Linked DNA regions of Mus musculus: region 1 is linked to region 2. Evidence: chromatin contacts called from ENCODE POLR2A ChIA-PET data. All regions are on one chromosome and are shown on one strand. The core of a region is the stretch at or near the end of the contact, and the rest is flanking DNA. Distances in the headings are between cores, read along the strand shown.

Region 1 (2,808 bases), core at 162-2,661, 66 kb before region 2:
TAAAAGATGGGGAACCTGTATCTTTGGTGCTTGGCATGGATTGTGTCCTAGAGAAGATGCTCAGGCGAGCTGAAGTCCATAGATCCTGTCGGGCATAGTACTTGCTCAGGGAGTGGGACTTTGGGACATTTCATCTGTTGGTCAACCTTTTTTCCTACCCTCCTCTTCTTTTTCATTCCTTGTGATAGCCTCTGCTAGGGGAGGTGTCATTCAGTTCAATAGCATTTTTAACCAAACCATATTATTAGAAATGGTCAAAATAAGTTTAGAAGGAAATTGTTTTATGTACTTTAAAAACAAATCTCCCAGATGCATTCATGAGGAAATACCGTACTTTGTCTTAATTTAAAAAAAAAAAAAAAACACTTTAAAAAAGGAAAGAAACCCACAGTATACCTTTCCCAGAGGCTAGCCTGGTGTGGTCAGTCCAGTTTTGGAAGCACTGCCCCAGCCAGACCCTTATTCTTTCGTAAGATCACTGGCTGGAGGGGTGCCCCCAGCAGGCAGAGCTCAGTGCTGTTTGCTTTGATAATCGTTAAGCCATATCATCTGAGGTTTCCGGCTTGAGATGTGAATTTGTTTTATAGACTATAAATATACAGTGTATGTATAAAGCAGAATGCCTGTCCTTCTGATTATTTTTTGTACCATATTGTAAATTACATTATTTATTCTTTACCAATTTTTTGGGAATAAAAGGTGTTTTGGTTATTTAATAAACAAGAACTGTTAAAACTTCGGCTAAAATTTCCAGTTCGGCTTGTAAATGTTTTTATTGTGCATAAATACATACTAATACTTCATCTAATGTCTGTCTTTTGTGCCTGCTTTCAAAGCCAGTATGCTTAGGGTATTCCAACAGGCACAGTGTAATGAGATGAGCTCTAAGGCCTGGAGGTGCCCTGGAGGTGAGGGTGAGCAAACAGGTAGGCATCAGAGATTCAGCGATTGAGTGACCGCTGAATGCGGAATTCATTACAGAATTCGCTGCTTCTGTTATGGGTATGTTGTGCGCTTCCATGAACCTTTCCTCCCGAAGGTGCTGTAACCCCAAAGAAGCCTTCCGCTACCACCGGCCAGAAACTTCCTAGTGCCATCCAGCCCGGGATAGGTCGGCCAGAAAATGCGGATTCGCATGCGGAGGCGTGTTGGCTGGGGGTGGGGCGAGCTGTGAACCAATGCCCACGCCTGAGGCCATGAGAGGCGCCCCCTGCAGCCAATCGGCTGTAAGCGCGATGCGGGCCTCCAAGCCTCCCTCTCCTTGGGGGCGGGAGGGAGGAGTGGGGCACGACTCTACGATAGGCTGCAGAGACATGATTGGCGCGAGAGGCGTCCAACTGGCTTGGGCGGGTCAGGGTACCTGCGCGGGACCAAGCGGGAACCGCCGCGCGGCGGCTGTGAAAGCGCGGGGCGGCGGCCGACATGTTCCAGGGCGCGGACAGCCAAGCTGGCAAGTCGGGTTCCAGGTGCGCGGACCGGTGCTGGGGCCCGGGTGGGCGCATAGCCGCAGCCACGTGGCGGGCGGGAGACCCTACAAGTGCGGTGGGTGTGGCGCGGGGCTCCCCTGAGGATACTGTGCGCGCTCTCCCGCAGGGCCTTGCAGGAAGGCTGTGGGGTTAGAGCGGAGTGGAGACCGGGCGGCGGGATTAAGACACGTGGCTCTCCTGAAGTGCTTGCTCAGGACAGACGCTAGCCGGGCGCTCCGAGCTGTTTGCCGCTTCCTGAGCCCTTCCCTTGTCCAGTTTGGTTGGTCATGACGACCTTTGAATGTGGCTGAGTAGCGGCAGCGTTCTCAGACCCAACCCACGACCAGGTGTTTGTTGGATGCACTACTGACTGCTACACCCTGGGCGGGGACCTTCCCTACACAGTTTCCTCTAGGCTTTCTGTCTGATCTGCTTTGAGTTGATCAAATGAAACTGGTGTTCGAATGACTTTACGAGCTCCAGGAATTAATTGTTGAATAGGCGTCCATGGAGAGGATTTTAGGAAAAGGAGGAAATCCCCATTTGAGTTGATAAAATGAAACTGGTGTTCGAATGACTTTACGAGCTCCAGGAGTTAATTGTTGAGTAGGCGTCCATGGAGAGGAATTTAGGAAAAGGAGGAAATACCCACTTGATAGCGGGATGAGGGGGAAAGGGGAGCTACCTTAACTGGATAATGAAGCGCAATTGGAAGCCTCAGTCTGGGCCATATTAGATAGAAAGCGTGCTTTGGATGGCAACTTAGGCAGGTTGGAGAAGATAGCAGCACATAGTCCGACTGATTGCTACAAAGCCTGAGTCTGTAAGGTCTGTCTGTACTCCAGGGTTTCCTTTCGTCTAACCCTGTCTTTTGTCTCCTCAGCAGAGGGATTTTCTTGTGCTGGAGATGTTTGAACTGTAAAAGCGTTATGGTATTACTGTCATTCATCCACAAAAATTACTAACCATGAAGAACACGTCACCCCCCACCCGGTCTATTTCTCATGGCTTTGTCCCAGATTTTCTCATTAGTTCCTAGTTCTTATGAAACTCATCATTCCAGGGAGGCCTGGGAGCGCTGACAACCGTCGATATTTTCTTTCTCTCCAGTGCCATAGTTCATTTGAACTCTGGCTTTTCATCTTTGCCTATATCCCTTATATTTTCTCGATAACTTGAGTATTTCTACTGAAACATTTAAAGGGTACTACAAAAGGAAAAAGTAATTGGAATTATGGATTTGGTCCTAAAGTCTGAGTTGACTAATCTGGCCCTAGAACCTTCCACTCCACTGGTGTTACTGTGATTAATGGCTGCTAGTGGCTTCCAGAAGGCCACACTG
Region 2 (2,769 bases), core at 51-2,550:
GTCCTGCCTGAGTGTGCGGGAGCACCTGCTGCTCTGCTCCATACCGCCACCTTTCCTCCCTTGTCCTGCGGTACACATGTAATGAAACCACAACACAGGCTGTTTCCTGGCGTTTATTTCCAGACCGAGGAATCAGAGAGGGGCCCGCCTGAAAATGACACCAAGCAGCCTGTCATCTGCCCCATTATTCATTGCCTGATGTGTCAGGGCTGTAGGATATAACTCGCCACCGAAGTGAAGATCTAGCACAGTCAAAGGCACTCGTCCATCAAATGACTCACAGGACCTCTCTGCCAGTCCTGGCAGTTAGACTGGGGTGCCCTTGGCCCTCCCTTTCGTCTCCTGTTTTGCAGGGTAGTCCCAGGGGCGCATTCGAGTCCTCTCCAGGTTCAGGAGCGGCTCCTGGACGCTGGTATCCCCGTTTTTCTGCCGTTCAGCGAGGATCATGGCTCGCAGCAGAGGTGGATAGGGGACAGAATTCAATCTGTCCTCTGGTTTCGCAGTGAACGCAGTGAAGGCCTCCTCCTCGTGCTTGGGTACCAAACGCCAATCGTGGTACATGACTTGCTCGATTTCCCGAGCCGTATCCTCACTCTTCCCTGAAGGAAAGAAGACAAGCTGACTGCCTGCTGGCTGGATGATATGAGAACCATCCCCGGCTCCAACCAGCATCCAGCCTTACCTTTGAAAGTCAGGATGCCCCAGGCCCTCCCGTGGTCCAAGTTCTGCAGAACAAGAGGGAGGATTGTCAACATGCAGCCCCTGCCACTAAGTTACGTGGGTAAGGGAGACATACATGCCCAGGTGGCTCAGAGTGGGTGAAACCAGCCGATGTATAGTCCAGGGTGGGCAAAATGAAAGTGGAAACAAGAATGGGCAGTACAGGAAGCTAGCGCACCTGCGCCGTGTAGTCGGGCCTCACACGCGTGAGGCGCCAGTAGCATGGCTCGTCGTGCTGCCACAGCCAGGACTTGCGGGTAACCAGACGGCCCAGGCCGAACAAGGGGAGGCGGGCGAGCAGCTGTAGGAGGCGGCTCTCGCGACGCACGTCGGCCCAGGCGCGTACCGGCAGCCGGCGACCGGAGTGCGGCCGGGTCAGCGTCTCGTAGTCTAGGGCGTAGAGCTGCGAATCTCGCGGCTGGTTCCGCTGCTCGCGCAAGGCGCGCACGCGGCGAGCCAGCTCAGCGATCAGCCGGGGTCTTACTTTCTTCCGCGCCATGTCAGTGTCCTTACTCCACAGGAAATCTGCGCTTCAGGAGCTCTCCCGTTCCGGAAGCGGCCGGTGTCCTGAACAAAAGCATCCGGGTACGTCCGGAAGCTTCAGGAACGAAGGACTTATGGCGGAGGTTGGTCCCGGGAGAGTCACGGTCTCGCGTCTCGGTCGGGGCCTGCGTCTCGGCCATCGGCGACCTCAAACCTGGGAGATTTCCGACTCAGACGGTGAAGGTGTCCCCGCTAGGGAGGTCGGCACGCAAGCCCCGAGTCCAGCAGGAGAGCGCAGAGCTGCAGCCAAGGCTTTACGGGCAGATCAGGTTCTGGGGCGACTGGTGGTGTGCGTGGACCCAGGTGAGGGGACGGGGGCTGGGAATCTGGGGCCAGCCACCAGACAGGGTAGCGTTGTCACCCACTAGTCCGCACTGGAGATGGTGGAATAACTCAATGTGCCTGCTGGGATCCAGCTGTCCTGGAAGATGCAGGCTCTGACATCCTGATGGAGGCGCTGGGCACGCTAGGCTGTGAATGCCGCATCGAACCGCAGCACCAGGCCCGCAGCCTGCAGTGGAACGTTGTCAGGCCCGACCCGGCCCCCAGCAATGTGAGTGTCTCCCTATGACCAGCCCAGTGCCAGTCCTAATCCATGTTTCACTTTTCCTCTGGCTAGCGAGGTAGCACAGGAGGCGAAAAAAACTGAAGGATGCCTAAGTCGAATTTCTTAACACAAGAAACCTGAACTCAGCTGCTGCCAGATAACCTCCTGTTGGCAATGAGGATGGGAGTTGGGCTAGTTTTTGTATTCAGGGACTTCTAGGGAACAGACCCAACTGGCCTGAACTTCACGGGAGCTGGAGGGTTATTGATAGTGTCTGGTGACTGACTGGCCAGCACAGGGAGAAGCCCTGGGCTCACACTGGTGGTTAGCAGGGCAGCTGATATCCCCTATAGGTGCCTCTGGAGGCGAAGGCTGAAAATGAGCAGGAACAGTTGCTGCTGCTGGAACCCCAGGAATTTCTTCAGGGTGCTGCGCAGCTGACCCAGGTAATGGGGAAAAGCCCTATCTTTATTTGATGGGTCTCCTTTGACAGTCTGGGATGGGATGGAGCTTCTGTCGAGGATCATCAAGGTGTTGAGGGTGAGATGAGAAAGCCTGCTGCGTGCTCCAGACATCAGAGCGTTAGAGAGCCTTTAGGAGAATAGTGACCTGACTGCAAACTGGCCAGGCATGGAGGAGGAACTGAGAATTCTAGCTGATGGTGTCTGTATAATGTAGGCACTGGCTGTGGGCTCTGTCTACAAAAGCTAATAATCCCTCACTTGGCTGCTTATATTCCCTAGACTTAAAGGTAACAATGCCCAACTGGTATTTGCCTAGAGCACAGTTCTGCTAAACGCTTTGCAGGTGTCGCTGTCCAAGGGCCAACGTTTGTCAAACACATGCTGGGTAACATTCCCCTGGTACAACAGTGGCTATAGGCCTGCCGTCAAAGCCCTCCTGTGAACAAGTATGGGGATATTCTTGCTTTCAGATCACAGATCCACCTTGCTCCATCC

What was found. ChIA-PET counts read pairs that join two places held with the same protein, here RNA polymerase II (POLR2A).
Region 1: POLR2A ChIA-PET joins it to region 2 with 10 read pairs in embryonic stem cell. The contact joins the promoter of Jpt2 here to the promoter of Eme2 in region 2. POLR2A ChIA-PET finds 5 or more read pairs at or near these places in 3 of 5 experiments (Patski and embryonic stem cell).

Annotation. Positions count from the first base shown.
Region 1 is chr17:24,959,226-24,962,033 of GRCm38, reverse strand. Jpt2 (Jupiter microtubule associated homolog 2) reads left to right here and starts at 1,411. Exons shown (of 5, transcript NM_198937.2): 1 at 1,411-1,466. The coding sequence starts at 1,423. It overlaps Cramp1l (cramped chromatin regulator homolog 1), which reads left to right. Exons shown (of 21, transcript NM_020608.3): 21 at 1-808.
Region 2 is chr17:24,893,618-24,896,386 of GRCm38, reverse strand. It overlaps Eme2 (essential meiotic structure-specific endonuclease subunit 2), which reads left to right and starts at 1,300. Exons shown (of 8, transcript NM_001163102.1): 1 at 1,300-1,566; 2 at 1,680-1,816; 3 at 2,164-2,256; 4 at 2,745-2,769. The coding sequence starts at 1,338. Mrps34 (mitochondrial ribosomal protein S34) reads right to left here and starts at 1,267. Exons shown (of 3, transcript NM_023260.2): 1 at 899-1,267; 2 at 683-725; 3 at 98-599. The coding sequence starts at 1,219. The coding sequence ends at 307.